Linked DNA regions of Homo sapiens: region 1 is linked to region 2. The links are chromatin contacts, found by Hi-C or POLR2A ChIA-PET in ENCODE. All regions are on one chromosome and are shown on one strand. The core of a region is the stretch at or near the end of the contact, and the rest is flanking DNA. Distances in the headings are between cores, read along the strand shown.

The links. A loop is a pair of places that touch in the nucleus more often than their neighbours do. ChIA-PET counts read pairs that join two places held with the same protein, here RNA polymerase II (POLR2A).
Region 1: a loop to region 2 is called in a map of posterior vena cava, with 6 times the contacts of the local background. The contact joins two enhancer-like sites. A Hi-C loop is called at or near these places in 1 of 168 maps with a recorded cell type or tissue (posterior vena cava). POLR2A ChIA-PET finds 5 or more read pairs at or near these places in 2 of 52 experiments (PC-9 and Panc1).

What each region holds. Positions count from the first base shown.
Region 1 is chr16:13,080,320-13,086,592 of GRCh38, forward strand. All of the region lies in intron 2 of SHISA9 (shisa family member 9), which reads left to right. Among named protein-coding and RNA genes, the nearest start is that of SHISA9, 180 kb to the left of the region's middle. Within about 2 kb of position 4,157, at least 2 of the 41 ENCODE cell types and tissues checked have a DNase peak (open chromatin) inside an H3K27ac peak, as active enhancers do.
Region 2 is chr16:12,969,972-12,976,660 of GRCh38, forward strand. All of the region lies in intron 2 of SHISA9 (shisa family member 9), which reads left to right. Among named protein-coding and RNA genes, the nearest start is that of SHISA9, 72 kb to the left of the region's middle. Within about 2 kb of position 1,445, at least 2 of the 41 ENCODE cell types and tissues checked have a DNase peak (open chromatin) inside an H3K27ac peak, as active enhancers do.

The DNA.
Region 1 (6,273 bases), core at 2,907-5,406, 110 kb after region 2:
CCTAGATTGCGCCACTGCACTTCAGCCTGGGCGATAGAGTGAGACTCCGTCTCAAAAAAATAAATAAATAAGTAAAAAACACCACCACTTGGTCAGCTCCAATTTTTATCTTAGCCTAGTTTCATTTAAGATGTAAAGTCCCAAGAAGTGTCCCATTGGTCTAGTGTGGATCCTGTGTCTGCCCCTTCATGGGTAAGGGAGAATGAGACTTGATAATTTCTAGCTTCACCAAGACCACAGACATTGGAGGAGAGCAAATTTCCTAAAAGAAGAGCAGGATTGAGAGGACTGAGGAGATGGTGTGTTTGTAGGTGTGGGAACTCCTTTTCTTTAGTTATCATTTACCAGAATTCCTAGTGAATAATGCTTTGCAGTGATTAATGCCCAACTTTTGCTGGCTATTGACTGTCACTGGAGACATAAAATAGCCATGCTGTGGAAGAAGGTTGTTACTATGTGTGTTAGTCACCACAGACCATAGACGGAGTGGCTTAAACAACAAATATTTATTTCTCACAGCTCTGGAGACTGGGAAGTCGAAGGACGAAGTGCCTGCAGATATGGTATCTGGTGGGGACTGGCTTCCTGGTTTGCAGATGGTGGCTTTGTCACTGTATCCTCACATGGCCAAGAGAGAGGTAATCTCTCTCATGTCTCTTCTTATAATCTCACTCATGAGGGCTCCACCCTCATTACCTAATTACCTCCCCAAAGCACCACCTCCAAATACCATCACATTGGGAATTAGCTTCAACATATGAATTCGGAGAGATACAAAAACATTCAAATCATAGCCCTAAATGATGGAGAATTGGGGTTTTCAAAACCATTCTTAGTCTCATTTTATTTAATTTAGAAGTTTTTGCTGTACCTAGGGATGGATAGAAAATGTGTTTTCCAAAACGCAGGCATTCTTTGTGATCTGGACTTTTCAGTCATTTTGTATGGAGAGGGAGTGCCTGGTCTAGATTGAGACCCAAAGCTGTGGGAAGGGATCATTTAGCACGGGAAGATGATGAGATGGCAAAGACAACTTTATAGCACTCTTTATCATGGATGTAAAAGGGTCAGGCGAGGCTGACAAGCCAGTCCTCACGGCTACTGTGAATAGGCCAAGGGAAACTGGGCTGAAATTGCATTATAAATTATTTAGGTAGAACATGAGGAAAGACTTGCTGGCTGCAAGGGAAGTTAGACATTGTGGCAAGCCTTCAAGGTATTTTTTTTTTTTTGATCCGAGGTAGCCAATGTGTGCATTCCCTCCTCCTCCACCCGTGATTCCACATCTATGGTGTATATCACCAGATAATCAGAGCGCTTGTCTCCTCCTAGGCAGGAATGGATCTCAGGATATTTCTCAACACAGCACTTTAGAGGGTTTTTATTAGCTGGGCATGGTGGTGGGCACCTGTAATCCCAGCTACTCAGGAGGCTGAGGCAGAGAACTGCTTGAACCCGGGAGGCAGAGGTTGCAGTGAGGCAAGATTGCGCCACTGCACTCCAACCTGGGTGATAGAGCGAGACTCCATCTCAAAAAAAAAAAAAAAAGGTTTCTACTGATCAACTAGATTTAGCGTGTGTGTGTGTGTTTGTGTGGTAGTGATGGTGGTGGTGTGGCACAATTTACTGCCCCTCATCTAGATTCAGAATTGGGAATGTAAGTGGAGACATGAGCTGCACTAATTATCTTTTCAATATTTCACCTTACTTGGGAGTTACCGCCAACTCATTAAGTAACTGCTAAGGCAACAACGACTACAACAACAACAGAACCCCCCAAAGGGGAAATAAAAGGACAGTGAAGCTTACAGGGTGTGAATTATTTGAAGCAGTGTGAGGTATTAACCAGAAGTGTTTAACTCCCTTGAGAACGCAGAATAGAGACATATCATGCAAGGCTTTTTGCATTGTATACAATAAGAAAATGCAAAACATTCTGGCTTAAATAATTTATGCAACTTATTGACTAAAGCAACAGGAAAATCAAGTTATGATGCCCAGTTCATGTGGGGCTTAATCTAGTAGTTTAAAGACCTGAGTTCCTCTCTCTTTGCCTTTTCATTCCATCCTCGGGCACCTCTTGGTGGGTCATCGTAGCTCTATGCTCTTTTCTTCTGGTCTGAAAACAGCTGCAGCAGCTGCACAATTTCCACCTTCAGCACATCCCGTTCACAGAAGAGAGAGTGTCTCTGCAGGTACCTCCTTCTCATGTCCCGGCATTCTCTCTCTTTCTCTTTCTCTCTCATTGGCTTGAATGGGATCAGTGTCTGGGAGATGCCAGGAAGGTCAATCCTTAGAACCAAGGGGAAGATCAGTCCCGTCTAAACCATATGGCTAAGATTGGTGTACAGGTAAGTTCCCCAAATGAGAAGCAGATTATGATTGAAAGGAATGGGGAGAATGGATACTGGAAAGGCAATGAAAGTACTCTTTGCAATGGTAGTTTGTACATGTGTGGGTGGGGGGCTGAAGTCTCTTGCCCAAGAGCCACTCCTTAAATAAAATAGGAATAAGGAAAAGATGGAAAGTTCATCCCATCCAGAGGTGACCAAGGTGCAAATTGTAGAGAAAACCCTTTCCTTCTTAAGAGAGTCCATCACCTCCTTCATTGCCTTTTGATGTAGAAATTGGGGTTTGGGCCAACTTTTCCACTGGCTGTCTTCTCCAGGTTTGCCTGGAGTTTTGCCCCATTAGCAGCCACTGCCATGTGTGTTTGTGCACCCAGCTTAGCTGGGAACTGATGTGCCAAGTAAGCCTGTGCTCCCCTAGTGCTGGTGGATAGAGGGGAGGGGCAGCCAACAGTGGGGTCACCAGAGGACTAGCAAAGGAGGAACTTGAGGAGAAGCAGACACTATTTCTCCTTCTCTGTTTCTCCTGGCAGTTCGTGGCTACTCCATGGGGCTGGATGGCTACTCCAACAGGATGGAGACATTTTTAAGATTCAGGCTTGAACAAGTTGCTCAACTTCTCATGGTCTCATGCGTCATCTCTATACAATGATCATAGAAGTGCATCATTGTGCGAATAGTTGTAGGCGTTCCATGAGATGATGTATGCAAAACAAGAGGGCTTCACTTTGCATCTTAGGTTGGATTCCCTAGAAGCAGAGTTTGAGATGGGGATTCTTGTGCAAGTGATTTATAGAGGGACACTTTCCAGAGAAGGGTAGTGAGGAAAGCAAGATTGTGCAGGGCAAGGAACTCAGCAAGGATGTGGCAGGGAAAGGAGACCAGCTAGGTCAGCTATTCTTCAGCCTGATTCCATGCGAAGCCCTAAGCATCAATTGCATCTCAGAGCTGGTTCCACTTTGAGGCGAGGGTCTGGCCTTCCATATTCTCATGTTAGTCATTGACTATGGGCTGCTTGTGTTTGTCATTGACTATGGGCTGCCTTGTCTATGGGCTGCTTCAGGGGGTGGGGAAAGAAACCTTATTGGCAAGGTAGCTCCCATTCAGCTAGAGCCAATTTTCCATAGACGAAGGTGGCTGTGAGCCATTAGCAATCATCATTCACAGCCTCTGGGGGATGGGGACACCTGCTGTGAAAAGAATCTGGGCAGGGCACCAACGGTATCCACCACACCATGATGGATACAATCTGGTTTCAAAGCGGGAGGGAGGCAGGATTTGGGATTAACTCTAGTTTATAGACCGGAGAACTGAAGTCGAGAGATCAGGCAACTTGCCCAAGGTCAAACTGCTAGCAGGCATTAGAGAAGAAATGAGGAGGCAAATTTCTTGCCTCTTGCAGTGAGGTTATTCATATGATCATAGTTTTCTAAAAAAAAAGAAAAAAGGCTAGTTTCTTATAAATTATCTGCCCAGCCCTTTATTTTAAAAACAAGGAACCTGAGGGCCAGAAAAGACCAAGCAATCCAAGTTCACAGAGAGAGTCAGGCAGACCCAAGACCAAACCTGCATAATCATATCCACCTTTGAACCCCACAAATCTCATTCTGCTGCTTCTTTTTGAAAACAGGCAATGAAGGGAGCTGCTGTTGCTTTGTGGAAATATGTTCCCATGAACTCAATGACCTCCCTGCTGCTTAGAACAAATCTTGATCAGGCAGTGAATAAACCTTCCAGACAACAGTATTCTTGCTTCAGGAGAGGCTTGTGGGAAAATGCAGTGAGCTCAGGTGCCTTAGAGTGAGAATGACAGACAGGGCTGGAAAGAGAAATCTTGCATTTACTTGACAAATATTTATTGTACTAGGTGGTGGGGGTGTAGCACTGCACACTCCAGACAGGTTCCTCTTTCTGGAGTTACAGTCCAGTGGGAAAGGCAATAATTAACTAAACTACCCTTCATGGGATTTAAATGACAATGATGGTACGTGCTATGAAGAGGTTCGGGATGTTGTGTGAACATATGACTGAGGGACCTGACCTCATTTGGGGCCAGAAAGCTTTTCTCTTAAGCTTAGACCATAGACCATAGACCATAGACAGACTGGCTTAAACAACAAATGGAGATATAAAGAATGAAGAGAACTTAATGAGAAAAAGGGGTTGAGGGAGGGGCTGGAAGAACATTCCAGGCAGACGGAACAGCTTATGAATGATTTCCAAGGGGGGAAGGTTTTGTTTGAGGCCAATTTATTTGAGAAAGACCAGGGTGGCTGGAGATCATGGTGAGAATGGGTTTGATTGGAGATGAGGATGGAGATTCAGTTCTTTAATAAAAGGGAAGACATAAAGTGAAGGTAAGCAGGAAGGTGTCCCAAATGTGTGTGTTTGTGGGGCAGGTAATAGGACAAGACTTGTGTTGTAGAAGTATCATTCTGATTGTGGTGGATTGAGAAGGATATCCTTACCAATATGGTGGACTCAACTGGCAGCATTGCAGACTCAACTGGCATGGCCCTCTTTTTCTTCAAAACACTTAGACCTAGTTGAGACTATTTCTCTATATCTATGTCTATATATCTATATATCTATGTCTATGTCGATACCTATACTCCAAAAGAAAGAAAGATAAATAATTATTAAGGAAGAGCTAATAGTATTTTGTCTAAAGGATTAGACAAAAAAAAAAGGAAGAGCTCCAACATAGATATAGGTTCTAAAACATAAAGGCTTGTGTTGATAAAAGCCGATGTCTCATCAAGAGACAGGTAACATGGCCTAGAGCCAGTGTGAAATGTACAGCTGCAACTGACATTCCTAAAATAAGGCTAGGACTTCGCCTGTTTTATGAAGGGCTAGAAAAACTCTGTTGACATATCCAAAGAAGCTATAAGGAAGGTTGTCGCCTGCCCAGGGTTCAAGGCTGATAAAAGAAAATCTCTGGTGAGAAAGTAAAAGGTCAAGTCTACGTTATGTGTAGGTGCACCGCCTGGGTGTAGGAATTCTAATGTGAGAAATTCAGGTGTGATCTAATCTAGGGCTAAAAAAACACCTGGTGAACAAGCTACCTTCGCAGTCTTATTTCTATATCCCTTGACTCAGGGGACTTTTACAGAATAAAGGAACCTCTGTTGAAGGTTCTAATAAAAAATTATAATCCAGGTAATTAGGCATCTCACATGAAGGAAAGTTAGCACACACAATAAGTAGTAATGTCTCAAGAACTTGAAACAAAGGAACCAAATGAAAGAAACAATAAAATAAGTTTGTTTAAAATGATCAAAGAGAATTTTTTTAAAAAAGAATGAGAGGCCATAATGAAAACACAAGAGTATTGTTTAAAGAAAAAAACAGGAAGATTGTTTTTAAAGCTAACTAAAATTTATAGAAATCAATTATATTGTCATTGGCCTGTCACAGTGGCTCACGCCTGTAATCCCAGCACTTTGGGAGGCCGAGGCGGGCAGATCATGAGGTCAAGAGATTGAGACCATCCTGGCCAACATGATGAAACCCTGTCTCTACTAAAATACAAAAATTAGCTGGGCATGGTGGCATGTGCCTGTAGTCTCCGTGGCTTGGGAGGCTGAGGCAGGAGAATTGCTTGAACCCGGGAGGCAGAGGTTGCAGTGAGCCGAGATCATGCCACTGCACTCCAGCCTGATGACAAAGCAAGATTCCATCTCAAAAAAAAAAAAAAAAAAAAAAGAAGAAGAATATTGTCATTGAAATTAAATAGTCAATTTCAGAGTTAAACAACAAATCAGATATAGCTTCAGAAAGAGGTAGTAAATTGAAAGACAGATGTGAGGAAATTAGGAAAGATAGACCAGGATGCAAAAAAAGGAGACTTGAGAATGGATTGGAAGAAGTCCAGAGTAGATAAGAAACATGCTTCAGTTGTATAGGTGAGAGATGATTGTGG
Region 2 (6,689 bases), core at 195-2,694:
CAGAATGGCGAATACCTTGAGAAAAATGAGATGGGGAGAGGCACACAGGGGCTTCATGGATAGCCCTAATTTTTTTATTTCTTGAACTGAACTGTGAATAAATGGGCTTTATTATGTTATCCTTTATTTCCCTTTATGTATTTAAATATTAAATAATAATAGTAAAAAGAATAATAGATACTATCCTTATTTTTAAGGAATATATATATTTTTTCAATGACAGATTTAGGGGGTACAAGTGCTGATTTGTTACATGGATGTATTGTGTAGTGGTAAAGTATGGGCTGGAAAAACTGGATTGCCATATGCAGAAGAATGAAAGTGGACCCCTATCTCTCACTAGGGGTATATATACATATATATATATATATACATATATGTGTATATATATATATATACATATATATATACATATATGTATATATATATATACATATATATATATACACATATATGTATATATATATACACACATATATATATACATATATGTGTGTGTATATATATATATATATATATATATATATTTTTTTTTTTTTTTTTTTTTTTTTTTTTTTGAGACCAAGTCTCACTCTGTTGCCCAGGCTGGACTGCAATGGTGCAATCTCAGCTCACTGCAACCTCTGCCTCCCAGGTTCAAATGATTCTCCTGCCTCAGCCTCCCAAGTAGCTGGAACTATAGGCACACACCACCACACCGGCTATTTTTGTTGTTGTTGTTGTTGTATTTTTAGTACAGACGGGGTTTCACCGTGTTGGCCAGGCTGGTCTCAAACTCCTGACCTCAGGTGATCTGCCCACCTCAGCCTCCCAGAGTGCTGGGATTACAGGTGTGAGCCACCGCGCCTGGCCGGGGCATATGTTTTAAAGTGGGTTCAGAAGAATGTAAGCCCATGAGGCAGGGATTTTTATCTATTTCATTCACTTACTGTATTTGTCTGCAGTGCCTCGAACAGTGTCTGATACATGGGAGGCACTCGCAAAGTATTTGTTGAATGAATGAATGAAACAGCACGTGGACAGTTAGAGATTGACTGAAGAATACACTTTGGTAGTGCTGAGGGAATTTGGACAGGAGAAGAACCAGGAAATCTCGAAAGACACCCACCTGGGATCCTGGCAGGAAGCTAGGCATTGCTAAGTCTCTCTTTTAGCTGTCTGCACAGGTACTAATTTTCCAGCCTAAACTTCAAGACTAAAACTTCGGGGCAAATATTTAAAAGGTGACACCTGCTGCCCTTATCCCCCCTCCAAATCAGGACTCTGTGTAGCTAAGGCTGTTGAGGACTTCTCAGCTTGCCTGTTTCCTAGGGCTGTCTAGTAAATCCTGAAGCCTTTGCCAGTAGCCAGGAAGCTGAGATCACCTCGGAGCACAGATGGGGAAGGAGGTTATGGGGGAGACAGAGACTGTGCCCAGCTGGGTTGGAGAGGCAGGCAGAAACCCTCTTGTCTCTTGGCTGGCTGCCCAGTCTTGAATGGGAGAGAGGTCTTCCCACGAAGGATGAGTCAGCCACTGAAGCTTGGGAGAGGATGGGGTGGGGAACTGTGACCTAATTTGCTGCATAACTGGGGAGGCAAGCCTCCTCCCTGTGCTCTGGGGATGCTGTTTTTTAAACACTTTATAAATCTCCCTACTCACCCCATGCTGTTGTGTGGATCATCTCTCTTTAGGAGCAGGGGCTGTAGGAACGACATATCGTACCAGATTAATTTTATGACTGCCATTATTATGAATGCCATCATCATTGTTGTAGGGGTGGATCTTTGGTGCAATTCATCAAAGCAGCCAAAGTAAGGAAAATCCTGCAGAAATAAGGAAAGCTAATATAATAAAGACCTTCTTAGCTCCTTTCCAGATCAGTGTTTAGCTCAATTTTAGTGGTACCCAGGTTTATTCCTTTTAGCTTTCTCTTTAGAGAACTGTCCTATAGATTCCGGTCTGTCTTTGCATTGTAGTCTAATTAGTCCACAAAAATTTCTCTTGCATGCTTAATCTATGCCAGACACAATTCTAGACATTGGGGATATGGTTATAAGTAAATTAGGCAAAATCTCTGCTCTCTTGGAGTTTGTGTGTGTGTGTGTGTGTGTGTGTGTGTGTGTGTGTGTGTTGAGAGGGGCAAGTGGAGGAAAAATGTAAATAAAAATAAATAATGATAAATAAAGGTAAATAAAAATAAATTATGATCATTTCCAATGGTTGTAAGCACTCACATTTAAAGGGTAGTGTCATATATTAGCAAGAGTGATCAGGGAAGGCTCTCTGGAAAGAATATTTTAATTAAAAACAGAAAGATAAGAGGAAACAGAAGAGCAGAATGAAAGAGTATTCCAGCCAAGAAGCACCACAGGTGCAGAGGTCCCAAGGTAGAAACAAAGTCTGGCAAGTCCTAAAACCAAATGAGTGGCCACTGTGGGTTGGGTCATCTTCCTCACCCACACCTCCGTATATCACTAAGTGAGCAAGGATGAGAGTGATATATAATGAGGTGAGGGATGTTGGAAGGATGAATCATACAGAATCTTTTAGACTCCAGCAAGGAGTTTAGACTTTCTTCTAAGTCAGCACTGTCCAAATCAACTTCTCATGAAGGTGGAAATACTCCGTGTCTGTTCTATTCAATATAGCAGGCACTAATCTTATGTGACTGTTGGACCATTGACATGCGGGTAATGCAACTGAGAAACTGAATTCTTAATTTTATTTAATTTTAACTAATTCAGAGTTAAATTTGAATAATTGCATGTAGCTATCGGCTACCATATTGGATAATGCAATTATAAGTGACCCAGGAAATAGTGAGGGTGTTGGTGCAGTGGATGGTAAGATTGGGTAATGCTTTTTTAAAGAATGGATTTTGTGGCTGGGTGCAGTGGTTCACTCCTGTAATCTCAGCATTTTGGGAGGCCGAGGTGGGAGGATCACTTGAGGTCATGAGTTCAAGACCAGCCTGGCCAACATGGTGAAACCCTGTAGCTACTAAAAATGCAAAAATTAGCCAGGCGTGGTGGTGGGTGCCTGTAATCCCAGCTACTTGGGAGGCTGAGGCAGGAGAATCGCTTGAACCTGGGAGGCGGAGGTTGCAGTGAGCTGAGATTGTGCCGCTGTACTCCAGCCTGGGCAACAGAGCAAGATTCCATTTCACCCCTCCGCTCCCCCCACACAAAAAATAATAGATTTTGTTAGCAAGAATAAAAGCAGGGACTCATGAAGGATCCTATTCACTTTCCCTGAGGAGCCTGGCAGCTGAATCCCATATTCACAGAAAGTTTTCCTTTTGCCCTTCTTTTCCTTTTCAAATGCTAACAGGTTTCCTGGAATGATATGGGATCAGGAGGGCCCTCTGGACTGAACTGATTCTTCAGGGAAATAGAAAGTCAAGAAACATGTGCCTGTTGTTTCGCTGGAGAGTTCAATTCTAGTGCTGCTTGGGAAGTGATTCTTAACTTCCATAAAGATATAGGCTACAGACTACGCTAGTTAATTCCATTTGGGCAGTCACTGGATGAGTGAAACATTTCGACTTCAGAGCAGAGATTTGGCAGACAACTGGGAGGCATCAGACTAATTCATCCCATCACTCTCCTTCCTCCTGCAGACAAAAATGAACTTAATAAAATCTGCAGATGCTAGTGATAGTTGCTTTTTTTTAGTGCCTATGAGCTAAGCAACTTGTGTATATGTAACACATTGAACTTTTCCAACCACTCTACCTACTAGTGAATGATTCTTAAGAAATTTTAAACTATAAATATTTACATTAAGACTCCTAGAGGTGGGGATAGTAGCACTGATTTGGGCACAGTGGAAAGAGCACTGAATTGGGACTTCAGAAGGCTATGTTCTGGTCTAAGTTTTGCCACTAATTGTCTGTATAGCCTCGAAAAAGGCTCTTCTCTTGTGTGGATATTATCTGGAGGGGATTAGTAACGTATTCTTCAAGCACCCTTCTGGATTTTGTTGCCTGTGGCATAAAAGTATGCTTGCTTTCCTTATTATGCATAAGTGGCATCAAAGTATTATTGGAAGTGAGGCCCAGAGTGGGCTGAAGACACAAGTCAAGGGTCTCCAGCACTGCCTGCCAGGATTCTTTGGTGGTAAGCCAAAGAGACCAATTAGAAAGTGGAAGGCCTAGGAAGAAAAGGGACCAGGGAGTTCCAAGGTCCCTAGAGAACGGCAATGAAGTCCTATCTAGCGTCCGTCCTTGTATTCACTGCTCATGACTCAAATTATGGGGAGAAAGCGTATATCTGGACAAGCTTGGGCCACTCCTTGGCCAGGAGAGGGCAGGACATCTTTATTGATAATTTCTCTAAAATTTTATCCAATGGAAGAGAGGTAGTTCCCTAAAGGAAAATTGACATGTTCTTACCCAAAGAAGGAGGCATGGAAACCAGGCGGGCAAAAATGACCAAGACTCCCTAAAAACACAGACTATAGTTTCTAAAAATTAAGAATATGACTTTCATGTCCATATAAGCCATGGCTAGCAAGTGATTTCTGGTGGTTTTTTTTTTTTTTTTTTTTTTTTTTTCCGGAGTTTCGCTCTGTCGCCCAGGCTGGAGTGAAGTGGTGCAATCTTGGCTCACTGCAACCTCCAACCCCCAGGTTCAAGCGATTCTCCTGCCTCAGCCTCCTGAGTAGCTGGGATTACAGGCACCCACCACCATGCCCAGCTAATTTTTATTATTAGTAGAGCGGGGTTTTGCCATGTTGACCAGGCTGGTCTTGAACTCCTGACCTCAGGTGATCCACCTGCCTCGGCCTCCCATCTAGCAAGTGATTTCTAAGTCTATGTGAAATTGTAATTTATCAGAATCTTCAGTTCACTGGGATTCTTAGGTTGCTTATTATGAAAATTATTCTGAACCTGAAACTATATATGTCTACATCTATAACTCTATATTTATCTGCATTTACATCTATCACATCCATATCTGTATCTATATCTATCTCTCTATATTTATATAAACTTTCAGGGTTGCTATGGAGCCAGCTGAGATTCCAGCATTGGTACCTTGTTAACCTACATGCACAATATTTTAATTAATTGATTAATTAATCCATCTGACAAATATTTGTTGAGCACCTGTTGTGACCGGGCACTGTGTTTACTTATCTGAGCAACATTCCCTGCTCTTGAGGGGCTTTTGTTTAAGTGTGTGTTGTTATCTTTGCTGATAATTCCACTAAAACTGTACCCAGTGGAAGAGGGGCAGTTCACATACAGCTATTATGTTCACATAATCAAAGTGTTGGGGAGGGCGTTCAAGAATAGGGTATTGGCTGGGCACAGTGGCTCACGGTGAATCACAAGGTCAGGAGTTCGAGACCATCCTGGCCAACATGGTGAAACCCTGTCTCTACCAAAAATACAAAAAAATAGCTAGGTGTAGTGGCTGGCACCTGTAATCCCAGCTACTCAGGAGGCTAAGGCAGGAGAATCGCTTGAACCCAGAGGTGGAGGTTGCAGTGAGCTGAGATTGCGCCACTGCACTCCAGCCCGGGCAACAGAGTGAGACTCCATAAAAAGAAAGAAAGGAAAAAGGAATAGAGTTATTAGCTCTGTCAGAATAATTGGATTTATGCAAGTTGTGTGTTTAAGGATTAATAAACATATTTAGGTGATAATGACCAGTGAAAGGCATTCAGGCAATGGTAAATGGGTGGGGTGGGACGGGGGCGGGGGGGGTAAGGGCATGTCACTATGAATAGGCCTGGCCTAATCAGGAATTGGTGAATTTAAGATGGAAATTGTAGGTGGGGCTGGGAGGGGGGACTGGAAAAAGAGGGAAGATGGCCCAGATATTTGGAAAGATTCTTGGTCATCCTTGAAGGACTTGAAGCCATGCTTAGTGGCCTGAGTGATAAAGAAGGATAATAGCTTCATTTATTTGAACAGCAATTTTTTTTTTTTTTGCCAGTGAACATTAAGCCAACAGAAACTTTTAGTTAAATTTTAATTCATCAGCAAATCTGATGACCCGGGGCATCCTGACTAATCAAACTTTTACTGTGATTCTCAATTAGTTTCACTTGGCAACATGTTGGAACCAATCATGGGTTGGCTGCAAATTCATGAGTTGTCTTTCCTACTTATTGCTCTAGAAAAATAAACTTATTATTATTATTTGAGACAGAGTCTTGCTTTGTCACCCAGGCTGGAGTGCAGTGGCGTGATCCCGGCTCACTGTAACCTCTGCTTCTCGGGTTCAAGAGATTCTTGTGCCTCAGCCTCCCGACTAGCTGGAGCCACAGGTGTGCGCCACCACACTCAGCTAACTTTTTTTGTATTTTTAGTAGAGACAGGGTTTCACCATGTTGGCCAGGCTGATCTTGAGCTCCTGGCCTCAAGTGATCTGCCTGCCTCAGCCTCCCAAAGCGTTGGGATTACAGGCATGAGCCACCATGCCTGGCCAAACTCGTTAATTTTTTATGGGTGTGGCTCTTTGGATTTTCTTCTGTTCTTTTGAGCCATTGACATGGGTGCATCATCTTTAGCTTGAAAGGTTTGAGACTGAGCATTGCTTTCTGACTAATTCCTATTCCGCTCCTGTGTCAACAGAATCATGGGGATTTGGAAAGACACTGAATTCCTCTGAAATTCAGTTACTCTAGATATTCAGGCTGAAGGTACTTTCCTCATTCTCAGAATCTCTCTGAATCATTTTAGGTGTTCTAAGGTGTA